Linked DNA regions of Homo sapiens: region 1 is linked to region 2. Evidence: read pairs that join two places in POLR2A ChIA-PET (ENCODE). Cell type or tissue: OCI-LY7. All regions are shown on one strand. Each heading gives the region's core, and the rest is flanking DNA. Links, peaks and the distances in the headings are about the cores only.

What was found. ChIA-PET counts read pairs that join two places held together with the same protein. Peaks named below come from ENCODE experiments on the same cell type or tissue, not always from the same donor. Only the 100,000 strongest peaks of a DNase experiment are listed, where the experiment ranks them.
Region 1: POLR2A ChIA-PET joins it to region 2 with 8 read pairs; 7 of 35 experiments call an interaction of 5 or more read pairs at or near these places.

The regions. Positions count from the first base shown.
Region 1 is chr16:14,653,711-14,662,041 of GRCh38, forward strand. It overlaps BFAR (bifunctional apoptosis regulator), which reads left to right. Exons shown (of 8, transcript NM_016561.3): 5 at 1,356-1,500; 6 at 8,182-8,331. Among named protein-coding and RNA genes, the nearest start is that of BFAR, 25 kb to the left of the region's middle. In OCI-LY7, for the core only: no CTCF peak of the experiment used is centred there; a DNase peak (open chromatin) is centred at 4,591; H3K27ac peaks cover 1,444 bases.
Region 2 is chr16:14,582,853-14,591,183 of GRCh38, forward strand. PARN (poly(A)-specific ribonuclease) reads right to left here. Exons shown (of 24, transcript NM_002582.4): 14 at 3,466-3,509; 15 at 1,897-1,939; 16 at 1,495-1,570. Among named protein-coding and RNA genes, the nearest start is that of PARN, 43 kb to the right of the region's middle. In OCI-LY7, for the core only: no CTCF peak of the experiment used is centred there; no DNase peak of the experiment used is centred there.

The DNA of each region.
Region 1 (8,331 bases), core at 110-8,109, 71 kb after region 2:
CTCTTTTTTCTTCAAGAGACAGAGTCTCTTTCTGTCACCAAGGCTAGAGTGCAGTAGCAGTATCATAGCTCACTACAGCCTCAAAGTCCTGGGCTCAAGCAATCCTCTTGTCTCAGCCTCCCAAGTAATTAAAACGACAGGTGCATGCCACCATGCCTGGCTAATTTTTCTGGAGAGACAGGGTCTCACTGTGTTGCCCAGGCTGGTCTCAAACTCCTGGGCTCAAGTGATTCTTCTGCCTCAGCCTACCAAAGTACTGGGATTATAGGTGTGAGCCACTGTGCCCATCTAAGAACTTTTTTTTTTTTTTTTTTTTTTTGAGGCGGAGTCTTGCTCTGTCACCCAGGCTGGAGTGCAACAGTGTGATCTCGGCTCACTGCAAGCTCCGCCTTCCGGGTTCACGCCATTCTTCTGCCTCAGCCTCCCGAGTAGCTGGGACTATAGGCGCCTGCCACGACACCTGGCTAATTTTTTGTATTTTCAGTAGAGACGGGGTTTCACCGTGTTAGCCAGGATGGTCTTGATCTCCTGACCTCGTGATCTGCCCGCCTCGGCCTCCCAAAGTGCGAACTATTCTTAATGTTGTAATGTTTTATTGGATTTCCTTCTAATTTTTCCTATACATACACACAGTTTTAAAAATAGAGTAATATAAAAAAATAAATAAAAATAGAGTAATATGTGAGAGGTCAGAGCGTATAACTGAAAGATCAAAGGCTTAGGAACAAAACAGACCTAGGAGTGCCTTGGGAAAGTCACCTTATTTCTCTAAGTGAGTTTTCCTTTTTTTTTTTTTTTTTTTTTTTTTGAGATGGAGTCTCACTCTGTTGCCTGGGCTGAAGGCTGGAGGGCAGTGACGAGATCTTAGCTCACTGCAACCTCCGCCTCCCAGGTTCAGGCAATTCTCATGCCTCAGCCTCCCAAGTAGCTGGGATTACAGGTGCACGCTAATTTTTGTACTTTTAGTAGAGACGTGGTTTCACCATGTTGGCTGGGCTGGTGTTAAACACCTGATTTCAAGTGATCTGCCTGCCTCAGCCTCCCAAAGAGCTGGGATTATAGGCATGAGCCACTGCACCCAGCCAAAGCGAGTTTTCTGATCTACAAAAGCAGCATAATGCCACTACCCTGAATAATTGTTATATGGATCAGTGATGACTTATGAAAGTATTTATAGATTGTCACTGGTAAATAGTAAGCATTCAATTATTTGCTGCTCTTGATGTTGTTAAATGTGAAATGTCTCACCATACCTCAAGCCTACAATATTTATATTAGTAAGATGGAACTCTGAGTGTAGAGAGTTTGCTTCCAGTATATAATCGCAAAATAAATCTCCTCCTGCCCCTCTACAGGTTGCTTTTAACTTTGACAGAGGAAGAATTTTCCAAGACGCCCTATACCATAGAAAACAGCAGCCACAGGAGAGCCATCCTCATGGAGCTAGAACGTGTCAAAGCATTAGGCGTGAAGCCCCCCCAGAATCTCTGGGAATATAAGGTGAACACTTTAATTTTTTTTTTTTTTTTTTACTTTTTATTTTTATTTTTTGTTAATTTTTTTTAATTTCAGGGTTTTCTTTTTTATTTTTGACAGTTTATGTACTTATTTATTTATTTATTTTATTTTGAGACAGAGTCCTTCTCTGTCGCCCAGGCTGGAGTGCAATGGCGCAATCTCAGCTCAGTGCAACCTCTGCCTCCCAGGTTCAAGTGATTATCCTACCTCAGCCTCCAGAGTAGCTGGGATTACCCTACCCAGCTAATTTTTTCTTTCTTTTTTTTTTTTTTCTGGCTCACTGCAACCTCCACCTCCCAGGTTCAAGCGATTCTCCTACCCCAGCCTCACCAGCAGCTGGGATTACAGGCACACGCCACCACACCAGGCTAATGTTTATGTTTCTAGTAGAGATGGTTTCAGGATGTTGGCCAGGCTGATCTCAAACTCCTGACCTCAGGTGATCCACCTGCCTCCTGACCTCAGCCTCCCAAAGTGCTGGGATTACAGGCGTCAGCCACCGCGCCTGGCCTGTTTTACAAATAAATAAGGAAAGAGACACTTACATGTTTTGGGGACCTTGAATTGTTGGAATATCACTGGAGGACAATTTGTCAATAACATTTCAGTTTAAACCGCATCTGCTCTTTAAGCCAGCATTTCACTCCTTTGCACTTGGAATGGAGGCAGCACAGCACGGTGGTCAAGAGTGAGGCTCTGGGCTGGTCACCGTGGCTCACAACTGTAATCCCAGCACTTTGGGAGGCCGAGGCGGGGGGATGACCTGAGGTCAGCAGTTTGAGACCAGCCTGGCCAACGTGGTGAAACCCCGTCTCTACTAAAATCACAAAAATTAGCTGGGAGTGGTGGCACACTCCTGTAGGTCCATTTACTTGGAGGCAGGAGAAATGCTTGAACCTGGGAGGTTGAGGCTGCGGTAGCCGAGATCACACCGCTGCATGGCAGCCTAGGGGACAGAGCAAGACTCCGTCCCAAAAAAAAAAGCAAAGAACAGAAACAAAAAGAGTAACGCTGTGGGCTGGGCATGGTGGTTCACAACTATAATGCTAGTACTTTGGAAGGCTGAGGTGGGAGGATTGCTTAGCTCAGGAGTTCAAGACTAGCCTGGGTAACATGGCAAGACCCCATCTCTACAAAAAGTACAGACACAAAAAAAATTAGTTGAGTGTGGTGATGCCAGCCATTTGCGAGGCTGAGGCTGCGCTAAACCATGATCGAACCACTGCACTCCAGCCTGGGCAAGAGAGTTGAGACCCTGTTTCAGAAAAAAAAAAAAAGGCCCTGGCACTAGCCTGCCTGGGCCAGCTCCTCCAAGACACACCACCTGTTGGAACACCAGCAAGTACCTGCACCTCTCCTTGCCTGTTTCCTCCTGGGTAAATAACCTTAGAGGGTCATTGTGAGACTCCAATGTTTGATTAACGGAAAGTTGTTAAACAAGTTATTCACGGCAGCATTGTTGGTAATTGCAGGGAGTAGAAAACAACCTAAGTGCCCCTCATTAGGAACAAGTTGAATAAACAAGGCACACCCATGTAGGCAGCCACCGGAAAAGGAGACAAAGACTTTGTGTTAATAAGGAACAAAGTCCTGTAATCCATAAGGAACAAAGTCCTGTAATCCCAGCACTTTGGGAGGCCGAGGCAGGCTGATCACTTGAGGCCAGGAGTTCCAGACCAGCCTGACCAACATGGTGAAACCCCATCTCTACTAAAAACACAAAAATTAGCCAGGTGTGGTGGTGCATGCCTATAATCCCAGCTACTCAGGAGGCTACGGCAGGAGAATTGCTTGAACTAAGGAGGTGGAGGTTGCAGTGAGCTGAGATGGTGCCACTGCACTCCAGCCTGGGTGACAGAGTGAGACACTGTCTCAAATGAAGAAAGAAATAAAAAATGCTTCTGTAATATGTGCGTGTATTACTTTAATAACTAGTTTCAAATATTGTAAAGAATGTGCGTGGAGCTCCTGAAATAGAATGTTTGTTATTTTTTGTGTTATTTGGTTTTTGTTTTTGTTTTGTTTTGTTTTGTTTTTTGAGAGGGTGTCTCGCTCTGTCGCCCAGGCTGGAGTGCAGTGGCGCGATCTCAGCTCACTGCAAGCTCTGCCTACTGGGTTCACGCCATTCTCCTGCCTCAGCCTCCCAAGTAGCTGGGACTACAGGCGCCCACCACCGTGCCCGGCTAATTTTTTTATTTTTTGGTAGAGACGAGCTTTCACCATGTTAACCAGGGTAGTCTGGATCTCCTGACCTTGTGATCCGCCTGCCTCGGCCTCCCAAAGTGCTGGGATTACAGGTGTGAGCCACCGCGCCTGACCTGTTTTTGTTTTTTTGAGACAGAGTCTCACTGTTTCCCAGACTGGAGTGCAGTGGTGCGACCTTAGCTCACTACAACCTCTGCCTTCCAGGTTCAAGCAATTCTCATATCTCACCCTCCAGAGTAGCTAGGAATACATGCAGGTGCCACCATGCCCAGCTAATTTTGTATTTTTAGTAGAGGCGGAGTTTTGCCATATTGGCCAGGCTAGTCTTGAACTCCTGACCTCAGGTGATCTGCCCGCCTCAGCCTCCCCAAAGTGCTGGGATTACAGGCGTGAGCCACTGCGCCCAGCCAAGCTGCCATATTTTTCATAGGTAAATATTTCAGCATTAATCTCTTAAAAAAAAATTTTTTTTTGAAATGGAGTCTCACCATGTTGCCCAGGCTGGTCTCAAATTCCTGGTCAAGTAATCCTCCCACCTCAACCTCCCAAGTAGCTGGGGCTACAGGCACAGGCTACTGAAGCAGCTACATTGCCTGGGGAACTGGGGTTTGTCATCTTGCACCAGGAAAATTTAGGACACAGACACACAAGAGTTGAGCAGAGGTTTAATAGGCAAAAGTAAGAGAAAGGAAAACAGCTCTGTCTCTAGCAAGAGAGAGGGGACTTCCAAGAGGAAAAGACTGGCAGGCAGCAGATGTGCTGGATTTTTTAGTCAGTTTTGAGGAGGCGGTGTCTGATTTACATAGGGCTCACAGATTGGTTCGATCAGGTATGATGTTTCCACAGTGCACAGGAAGGGTGGTCACCCCACCCTAATCTTATTATGCAAAGGAACTTTCTGTCCCCTTGGCTGGTGCTATCTTGTCTGCTCCTTACTGTACTGTACATGTGGCTGACAAAGAGAAGGGAAGATGGAGCTTCTGTCTTGAACATGATTGACATAACTGCCAGCATCTGTGTCTGCAGTTCCATTTTACAGGCTGCTGTTTGTTAGAAAGGAAAATGATTTGAGGCTGCTTTTCATTAAAAGGAAAACCTCCATCCTGGCTAACACAGTGAAACCCCATCTCTACTAAAATACAAAAAAAAATTAGCTGGGCGTGGTGGTGGGCGCCTGTAGTCCCAGCTACTGGGGAGGCTGAGGCAGGAGAGTGGCGTGAACCCGGGAGACGGAGCTTGCAGTGAGCCAAGATTGTGCCACTGCACTCCAGCCTGGGTGGCAGACCGAGACTCCATCTGAAAAAAAAAAAAGGAAAACCTTAATGAGGGCTCCCTTACCCTCACTATCTGCCTAAGTAACTTCTTCTTCACTCCTGTATCACTACCATGTCCTGCTTGAAAAGTAAGGACTTTTCAAAAGACAAAATTACAATATCACCATTGTACACCCCTCCACCAATTAATAGTAATTATGATTTTTTTTTTTTTTCTGAGATGGAGTTTTGCTCTTGTCATCCAGGCTGGAGTGCAATGGCGCGATCTCAGCTCACTGCAAACTCCACCTCCCAGGTTCGAGCGATTCCCCTGCCTCAGCCTCCTGAGTAGCTGGGACTACAGGTGTGCGCCTCCATGCCAAGCTAATTTTTTGTATTTTTAGTAGGGACGGGGTTTCACCGTGTTGGCCAGGCTGATCTCAAACTGCTGACCTCAGGTGATCCACCCGCCTCAGCCTCCCAAAGTGCTGGGATTATAGGCGTGAGCCACCATGCCCAGCCTGTAGTATGCAATTTGGTTTTTTTTGTTTTTTTTTGTTTTTTGTTTTTTTTTGAAACAGAGTCTCGCTCTGCCTCCAGGATGGAGTGCAGTGGCATGATCTTGGCTCACTGCAACCTCCACCTCCCAGGTTCAAGCGATTCTCCTGCCTCAGCCTCCCAAGTAGCTGGGACTACAGGTGCCCACCACCACACCGGCTAATTTTTTTTGTATTTTTAGTCGAGACAGGGTTTCACCATGTTGGTCAGGCTGGTCTCGAACTCCTGACCTCAGGCAATCTGCCTGCATCAGCCTCCCAAAGTGCTGGGATTACAGGCGTGAGCCACCATGTCCGGCCTCTATAGTATACTTCTTTTTTTTTTGAGATGGAGTCTCACTCTGTCGCCCAGGCTGGAGTGCAGTGGCGCAATCTCCACTCACTGCAAGCTCCGCCTCCTGGGTTCACACCATTCTCCTGCCTCAGCCTCCCCAGTAGCTGGGACTACAGGCACCCGCCACCATGCCCGGCTAATTTTTTGTATTTTTAGTAGAGACGGGATTTCACCGTTTTAGCCAGGCTGGTCTCAATCTCCTGACCTCAGGTGATCTGCCTGCCTCAGCTTCCCAAAGTGCTGGGATTACAGGCTGAGCCACCACGCCCGGTCTCTATAGTATACATTTCTAAAGAGAAAGAATCTTTTTAAAAATGCAATCATCATCACACTTTTTAAAAATCTAACAGTAAGTTATTCATAGCATCAGCTAAATTGAATGTTTTAACAGTTTTTATTGAGGTAAAATTGATATACACCTACTTAAAGTGTACGATGTGATAAGTTTTCACATATGCACACCCATGAAAGCATCACACGATGAAGATGGGGAACATCTCCGTCACTCCCAGAAGTTTCCTCCTGCCCCTGTTAAGCCTTCCCTCCCAGCCCTCCCAATTCCAACAAGGATGCAGTGATCTCCACTGGACACTGGGGATTTAATTTGCATTTCTCATTTAATTCACATTCACATGCTTATTTGCCATCCTTATATCTTCTGTGGTAAACTGCTCATTTTATTTTGATGCTACTAAGAATCAAATAAATTGAATCTTTTTTCTTTTTGAGATGGAGTTTTGCCCTTGTTGCCCACGCTGGATTTCAATGGCAAGATCTTGGCTCACTGCAACCTCTGCCTCCCGGGTTCAAGTGATTGTCCTGTCTCAGCCTCCCGAGTAGCTGGGATTACAGGCACATGCCACCAAGCCTAGCTAATTTTTGTATTTTTAGTAGACAGGGTTTCATCATATTGGTCAGGCTGGTCTCGAACTCCTGACCTCAGGTGATCCTCCTGCCTTGGCCTCCCAAAGTGCTGGGATTACAGGTGTGAGCCACCGCACTCGGCCTTTTTTTTTTTTTTTTTAAAGAAACGAGGTCTTACGCCAGGCGTGGTGGCTCACACCTGTAATCCCAGCACTTTGGGAGACCGAGGCAGGTGGATCACCTGAGGTCAGGAGTTCGAGACCAGCCTGGCCAACATAGTGAAACCCAGTGTCTACTGAAAATACAAAAATTAGCCAGGCGTGGCATTACTCACTTGTAATCCCAGCTACTTGGGAGGCTGAGGCAGGAGAATTGCTTGAACCTGGGAGGTAGACGTTGCAGTGAGCCAAAAATGCACCATTGCACTCCAGCCTGGGCGACAGAGCAAGACTCTGTCTCAAAAAAATAAAAAAATTAAGAGACTGGGTCTTGCTTTGTTGCTCAGGCTGGTCTTGAACTCCTGGCCTCAAGCAATCCTCTTGCCTCCCAAAGTGTTAGGATTACAGGCGTGAGCCACCACGCTTACCCTGAATAATCTATTCAGTTACTTTTATAATAAGGAAGTAAACATTCACTGTAGTAAAACTTGATTTAAAAAACTGAAGAAAATGAAAATGGCTATGTGAATTCCATGTTAAGTATCTGCTGTAACTGTAGATTTCACTGGTTTCACTATTACACTCAGTGTAGTACTAAACATCTTGTATATAAAATCTGTATTTCAGATTATTTGCATTAAGTGGTGCCCACTTACAGACTGATTGAATTAAACAATTTTAAGACTCTTTGATACCTTTTTCAAAATAGCTTTTTAAAAAGGCTATATTCTGCAAGCAGGGTGCAAGAGTATGCTTTTCACCCCTCCCCCCAGCTAGAGCTAGAGATTGGATCTTTTTTTTTTTTTTTTTTTTTTTTTTTGAGCTGGAATCTCACTGTATTGCATAGGCTGGAGTGCAGTGGTATGATCTCGGCACACTGCAACCTCCACCTCCCAGGTTCAAGCGATTCTCCAGCCTCAGCCTCCTGAGTAGCTGGGACTACAGGGCATGAGCCACCATGCCCAGCTAATTTTTTTATTTGTAGTACAGACAGCATTTCACCATGTTGGCCAGGCTGGTCTCAAACTCCTAACCTCAAGTGATCCGTCCACCTCGGCCTTCCCAAGTGTTGGGATTTACAGGCGTGAGCCACCATGCTCCGCCAAGATCGAATCTTTATACAATGTAACCCCAAATGTGGATCACTTGGCCTCTTCTTGCCGTTCATTCATTCATGCATTGTGTGTACCATGCAAAAAGGCTGATGGCAACAAGCGAGAGATGGGAAGGAGCGTGGGTGGGTAGCTGGCCGCCATGGTTGTAATGTGGCCCTGTACTCTTCTCCTCTGCAGGCTGTGAACCCAGGCAGGTCCCTGTTCCTGCTATACGCCCTCAAGAGCTCCCCCAGGCTGAGTCTGCTCTACCTGTACCTGTTTGACTACACCGACACCTTCCTACCTTTCATCCACACCATCTGCCCTCTGCAAGAAGACAGCTCTGGG
Region 2 (8,331 bases), core at 77-8,076:
AAGATAATATAAGTTAAACTCTTACCTAGTGCTTGGTACATAGTAAGTGCTCAAAAACTGTTATCTATCAATACCTGAGGCAACCCTCCCCCAAAAAAAGAGAAGACTGCAATTCACTATCAACAGCTCCAACTCACTACTGTCCTCTACTATGTTCCCAAGCTTAGAGATCGAAAGGTGACAGCACAACCAACTCCAAAAATAAATCGAACTTGCTATAATGCTGGCCTTGGATCATGGAACCACTTTACAGCAAAGACCGCTTTATATACAATATGGTTCTTTTGTGACATTGATAAATACAGATGTGACCAGATAAACTATAAGAGGAATGACCTGCTTTAGACTGAATTCTCTACCAGATACCACTATTTTATATGGAAATAATAACATAAAACTATAACTCATAAATAATTATATCCTAGAACCATTCTGGAAATGAATGTCAGGAAGGTTACTATAACACAGAATCAAAAGCATAAATGGAAATTAACAATGAAAAGGCTGTAACTGTTTTTATGTCAATACAATGCTCTTTAAGCAAGAATTCTTTAACTCCATATTAAATATTAGACTTGATGCCTTTAAAAAAAAGCCTTTTAACATGGTAGCCACCTAAGTAATATCTTCCACTCCATCATCAACTGAGACACATTCTTTCCAAAATCAATTATTTCCATTATATTGTTATAGAAAAGGTCCACGTTTTCTCCCCCAATGGCCCCACCACCACTTTTCTTAATTCCTTTCTTGGACTATTACCCAGAAAGGGGCAAATAACTGTAATCTTGGCTGCTTTAATACTTTGCATTATCAATTTCTAAACCATTAGTCCTATTATCCATGTCTTTAGAAGTTTTCAGGCTACAACTAATGGCTCGCTAATCACCGTATCAGCAGCACAATCAGGTTAACAGGGACCAAGGAAGTAGCACCTGGTAGGCTCTCCACATACCTTGGTGGTGGCCCGAGGTGGCAAAACACCTCCATCTCATCTCCCTACTTCTGGTTTTCCTCAGTGCTGCTGTTTCTACTCTCTAAACCAGCTGAAAAGGAGGCAGGGTGGGGACTTGCCTTAATCTCACCTGTAAATCCAGTTCTCGGGCTTTTCTGAGATGGAAAATATATTTTTTACTCTACCCCTGGTGATTAATCACTAGCTCTTTGTCTCTGCTTCAATAATGTATGAAAGAATAAAAGGGCACATCAAGTTTTAGGAGAATTCCATATTATTAGAAAATAGAAGCCTTGAAGCTTTAATTGCTAAAATTCTCAATGAATGGCTACCCAACTCCATTAACATAAAATATATGTAGAATTAAAAGACCATCTTTATTCAAAAAACAATAATTCAACACACGGTACGTGCAAGTGAATTCAGCCAAAATCTATAAATGAACAATACGGTCTCCAGAGCCATTCTGCTTTTCTTCTACAATATACATCAATAATTATTACAAAGAGTTTGGAGGGTTTCCGGTTTAATATTCTTACCAACTTTAGGAGGGTTGAAAGGTGTCTCTTTTAACCGCTTTTCCAATTCCGCAAGGGATGTGTTGTTAATGATATCCTGCAAACCACGAAGCAAAGAATTATGAGATTTCATCATCTCAGAACAATATATTAAAGAGATTCACTGACCCCCCCAAAAAAAAGACAGCATCTAGTACTGTCTCCTTGTGTTCTTTAAAGAAACACAGAAGTCTTCGTTTTTTTCAATGTGAAAGAGAAGCAGCTAGTTTAATTTTTATAATATACAAAGTATAACCAAATGAATAAAGATCTTTACAGATGCATTAAATACCTCCAAACCTTTTGCCAGAAGGCTATATTGTTCTGGCATTCATTTCACTCAGTAATATGCAGTCGCTTTATAAAGTAGCAAATGAATAATACCTTAAAAGGTTGTGTGCTGGCCATCAATTTAGTATCCAAGAGTCTAAAAAGAATTTTTAACAAGGTAAACAAAATGTATATCAATGTTTAAAATGTCTTTTACTCAAATATGTAAGCTACTTAAAATACTTCATACATAAAAAACATAATTAAAACATAAAATGTTTAATACAGAAAATACTTAAACACAGACAAAGTAATTAAACACATTGGCCATTTTGAACCCAGCACCAGCATCCCTGCTACGTTGGAGTAGGTACTCAGTCCCATCATCAGCGACTTCATTGAGCAACTGCAGGAGAGTCCACACTTGGAGTACAAGTTCTAGATTCACCTGGATCCTCAGAGAGCCTGGGCTCCATCAATCTCAAGGGTGAGTCAAATACTCTCACATGGTTTTACGTGGTTCAAATACTGCTGCCGGTCTACCATTCCCAAACTGCTACCATCTACTCCTACTCCTCAGGTTTGTAAACTATAAATTCTTCTGCAGGGCCAAAATCTACAATCAGTACTTTCACGCTGTTGTTTTTATTTCTTATTATTCTATTTCAGAGATCAGAAACACCAAAAGGGGAGGGTGGGGAGAAACCCACATGAAAACTCTATTTCTCTGTTTTTTTTTTTTTTTTTTTTCATATAAATGTGAACAGAGTGGGTAACAGGACAGAAATAAGCCCAGCTGAAAGAGAAACTGCTCGAACACCACGCCTATCCCTCTTCAACAGGTCCTAAGACACAAACACTTGTTCGGTAGGCTCCACATGGCTGACCTATGATGTCTCAGAGATATGTGACATATGACCTATCAGAACAAGGGGGCAATAATAACTATGGAAAACACCAACAGGAAAAGGCACTGACTTGAAGTGGATGAAAAACAAAATCTCTAGCCAGATGGACAGTTCTTGACTGACTCTTGAACACTCTCAATTGGACACTTCAATAGTTACAAGGTACATCCTACATGCAAGACAGACAAGAGCCATCTCAAGGAGGCTTCAACAGTTCTTCAGACAGCAAGATGAGAGATAAGAAAAAAGGAGTCGTTGGTCTACTTTCACTCTCAGTTCAAACTGTGATTTTTTGATAACAAAACCAATCATAAATTATAAAAGCAAGCCATCACAACATTGGAGACATTAAATAAGTTCCAAGCTTATATGAACATGATCTAATGGTTTTAACAAATTACTATATACCTATTTGTATTGTGTATGTCACAATGACTCTTTTTTTTTTTTTTTTTTTTGAGACAGGATCTCACTCTGTCACCCAGGCTGGATAGTAGCACTATTATGGCTCACTGCAACCTGGACCTCCTGGGTTCAAGCAATTCGCCCACTTCAGCCTCCTGAGTAGCTGGACCACACGTATCCCACCACACCCAGCTAATTTTTTATTTTTTATAGATATGTGGTTTCACTATGTTGCCCAGGCTGGTTCTGAACTCCCTAGGCTCAAGTGATCCTCCCACCTCAGTCTCCCAAAGTGGTGGGATTATAGGTGTGAGCCACCGTGCCCAGCCAACTTTTTTAAAAGAAAGACAAATCCTCAAAGAAAGCTTACCTGGGGAAAACACATGTTGTCATCTCTTTAAACTCACTTAAGTCCTAAAGAACAAGAGAAGGACTTGTTACAATTTTCCTAATACACTCGCAGTATTAAAAAACATGTAAACAGCTCAAGTTCCATAGCTGTCTTCTCAAACAAGCTGTTGGGGCCCTTAAGCTAAACTACAAAACCCATTTCTAGTTAACAAGTACAAAAAAAACACAAAACCTTCCCAATTTCCTCACTCATTGGGAACCATATAACCTGATAACTAACTTCTGCATAACCAAAACAACAAATTTAAGGATTTAATAGTTGAAATTGGGAAGGGGCAGGGGGTCCAATAAAATGTTAAAACCTACCTATTTGAGAGGCCTGTAATAAAAGCAGAAAACTTCCAGTAATAGCTAACAGGCTGCGATCTACCACACAAATTTATCATAACAGTGAGACAAGCAGAGTCATTTAAATTAAATGGTTTACACAGGAAATGGGCATACTGTAAACTAGCTTAGACCTTTCCTGAGATCACCTTTGAAATGTTAGTAAAAATGGCCTTGGAAACACAGGCTTTTCAATACACATATGATTCCTGTTTCAACTCCAGAAAATTGCTCAAGTGGCACTAATAGCAAGTGCCTAGATTAGACAATTCATTTCTCAAGTTTATTTTGATCAGGAAGTCTAGAGCTGAAATGAGAGTCCTCTAATTTTGAATTAACTCATTTACATACATAATTGCCATGCTAGACTGAGTAGTCATACTCCTGACTCTTTGTAAACTACACTTCTCTTCAATGTTATTCATGCTTCATAGGAAACTGCTGTTTCCAATTAGCTTTTCAAGCCTGTAAATACAGACTGTATTTAGCTAGCCTGATATATTTACCAGCTTTTCACTGGCTATAAATTAATGGGCAAAGCATGAACAGGCGATTTCAATGCAACGTCAAAAAATGCAATAATGATGTTTGTAATCTCTCAATACCACTAGAAAGCTTTACAAGCAAGGAACAAGGAGAATTACGGCCACCTCCAGGGCCAACATATAGCACAGTTCTAGACCAATGTCTTCTAAAAGGTCATGCTCAAGTATCAAGATAGTTCATAAGAAAACACTCTCCTCTAAAAGGCAACTCCAAAATGTGGATTATTTAGTATCCTTTTAAATGCAAATTTTGATACCAGTGCATGTAAAAGCTCTACCTTTTTATCAAGTCAGGGTCTCACTATGTTGCCCAGACTAGCCTTGAACTCCTGCACTCAAGCAATTCTCCTGTAACAGCCTCTCAAGTAGCAGGCACTGCAGGTATGCACCACCACACCCAGCCTTCTAATTTATTAGGCTTTCTAATTTCTTCTCATCACTTCTTCTAAAGGTAGATGGAAAAAAACAAAACAAAACATTTTCTTTCTCTGACAATGCCAGAACATAAAGAAGTTAAGTTACTTACCAGGTAGCCTTAGTAATAAAGTGAAGGATAAAACTGCTTATCCTAACCCACTTACTACTCTACAACAAATCACTTGCTCTTTCTACCAGAATTTAATTCAAGACCACTTTCATTCCACTTAACGTTCATTAACTGCTTACATACAATGTGTTAAGTCAGGCCATTCATTAACTGCTTACACGCAATGTGTTATGTTACGCACTTACACAACAAAATGGCTACACCCCTTGTCCAAGGAGCTAACCACCTAGAAGGGGGTTATGCTGTATAATACAAGACAAAATTTATGTAACATAGAGATGTACAATGTTCTGTGGGAGTTGAGAGAAAGGAAAGATCACCTCTTGGGCAAGGTAGCAGGCAATAAAAACTTCATGGAGAAGGCAAAAGCTGCACCGCGGAAAGTTAAGGGAAAGCTGTGAACAACAAACATTGAGAACAACAAGAGAAAATTCAAGTTGGAAGAAATTAAACAAAGCACCTCTTAGGGAACAAATAAGTCAGTCTTGGAAAAAGGAGAGCAACAAGGGATTAGACTACACAGAAAGGTTGGGCTGGATCACAGAAAGCCTGTTATGCATGGGTAAAAATAGTCAACTGCCTAGAAAACAAAGAGTGTGGGATTAATTTAGAATTTTCAGCAGGGTCAGTGACAGGAACGGAGCCATACATCAGAAGATTACAAAACTGGCAGTCGGGAGATACTTCATTTGTTAAATCGATATTTAATGCCTTCTAGTGCCAAGCTCTATTCAGTATTCGAAACACCTAGAAGCACAGAATTAAATACATTTTCCTCTTGCCTTGCTGATAACTTCATTGCTTTAAAGATCAAAAAAGGCTGGGAGCGGGTGGCTCATTCCTGTAATCCCAGCACTTTGGAAAGCCGAGCGGGTGGATCACTTGAGGCCGGAAGTTCGAGACCAGCCTGGCAAGCATGGTGAAATCCCATCTCCACTAAAAAAAATTACAAAAATTAGCCAGATGTGGTGGCGTACACCTGTAATCCCAGCTACTTGAGAGACTGAGACATGAGAATCACTTGAACTTGGGAGAGGGAGGTTGCAGTGAGCCAAAATCACACCACTGCACTCCAGCCTGGCGACAGAGTGAGACTCTGTCTCAAAAAAACAAATGAACAGGCTGGGCGTGGTGGCTCACACCTGTAATCCCAGAGCATTGGGAGGCCAAAGCAGGTGGATTACCTGAAGTCAGGGGTTCAAGACCAGCCTGGCCAACATGGTGAAACTCCGTCTCTACTGAAAATATAAAAATTAGCTGGGCATGGTGGCAGGTGCCTGTAAACCCAGCTACTCGGGAGGCTAAGGCAGGAGAATCGCTTGGATCCGGTAGGCAGAGGTTGCAGTGAGTCAAGATCGCACCACTGCACTCCACCCTGGGCCACAGAGCAAGACTCTGTCTCAAAAATAAATAAATAAATAAATAAATAAATAATAAAGGTCAAAAAGTCAAGAGAGGAGCTGCTACTTTGATCTACTTGGCCAGTAAGAAGTGGGTGATCTGGCCAGGTGTGGTGGCTCACATCTATAATCTTAGCACTTTGGGAGACTGAGGTGGGCAGACTTCTCTTGAACGCAGGAGTTCGAGAGCAGCCTGGGCAAATGGTGAGATCCTGTCTCTACAAAACTTTCAAAACAATTAGTGAGGCATGGTGGCATGTGCCTGTGGTCCCAGCTACTCGAGAGGCTGAGGTAGGAGTATCACTTGAGCCCAGGGAGTTGAGGCTGCAGTGAGCCAAGATGGCGCCACTGCACTCCAGCCTGGGTGACAGAGTGAGACACTCTCTCAAAAAAGAAAAAAAAAAATGGCCGGGCATAATGGCTCATGCCTGTAATCGCAACACTTTGGGAGGCCCAGGCAGGCGGATCACCTAAGGTCAGGAATTCGAGACCGGCCTGGCCAACATGGCGAAATCCCGTCTCTACTAAAAATACAAAAATTAGCCAGGCATGGTGGCAAGCGCCTGTTAATTCTAGCTACTCAGGAGGCTGAGGCAGAAGAATCGCTTGAACCCAGGAGACAGAGGTTGCAGTGGGCCAAGACTGCACCACTGCACTCCAGCCTAGGTGACAGAGTAAGACTCCATCTCAAAAAAAAAGGTGCGAAAGTGAAGAAAAAAGAAAAGAAAAAAACAGAAGTGGGATGACATAAAATAAACATTAGCTCATTAGACTTAAGAAACGCAAATCCAGGCCAAGCCCGGTGGCTCACACCTGTAATCCCAGTACTTTGGGAGGCAGAGGCCGGTGGATCCCCTGAGGTCAGGAGTTCAAGACCAGCCTTGCCAACATGGTGAAACCCCATCTCTACTAAAAATACAAAAATTAGCTGGGCATGGTGGCGGGCGCCTGTAATCCCAGCTACTCGGGGGGCTGAGTCAAGAGAATCACTTGAACACAGGAGGCCGAGATCGCACCACTGCACTCCAGCCTAGGTGACAGAGTGAGACTCCATCTCAAAAAAAAAAAAAAAAAAAAAAAGGTAGGAAAGAGAAGAGAAAAAAAAAAAAAAACAGAAGTGTGGTGAGTGACATAAAATAAACATTAGCTCATTAGACTTAAGAAATGCCAATCCAGGCCAGACGTGGTGGCTCACGCCTGTAATCCCAGAACTTTGGGAGGCGGAGGCGGGTGGATCACCTGAGATGAGGCGTTCGAGACCAGCCAGGCCAACATGGTGAAATCCCGTCTCTACTAAACATACAAAAATTACCCGGGCATGGTAGCAGGCATCTGTAATCCCAGCTCCTCAGCAGTCTGAGGAAGGAGAGTCGCTTGAACCCAGGAAGCGGAGGGTGCACTGAGCAGAGATCACACCACTGCACTCCAGCCTGGGCCACAGAACAAGATTCAGTCTCAAAAAAAAAAAAAAAAAAAGAAATGCAATTCCATACCTTTTACACTTGTTTTGAGACCCACAACTATGAAGTCTTTGAGTCCTAAAAGGTGTTAAAAGGTGATAGAGCTGTCTTAAACAGTGATGACAACCTAAATTTTAAGAAATACAAGGGGAGCAACTGACCCACTCATGACGTCTGTATTGTACTTTTTTAAAGGAGGGTAATCAAAATGCTGACGGAACAATGGGACCTAAGAAATGTGAAGTAACTGAAGGTTTACAGATGTATAAGTGAGACTGAACTCTCAAGCAGGTGTCTTCCAATCTAGAAGTAACAAAATATTAATCTTTTAGCTGGGCGTGGTAGTGCACACCTGTGGTTTTACCTATTTGGGAGGCTGAGGCAGGAGGACCGCTTGAGCCCAGCACCCTGAGATCAGCTTGGACAAAAGAGTGAGACCTAGTCTCTATTTTATTAAAAAGATATGGGGAAGGCCGGGCACAGTGGCTCACACCTGTAATCCCAGCACTCTGGGAGGCCAAGGCAGGCAGATCATGAGGCCAGGAG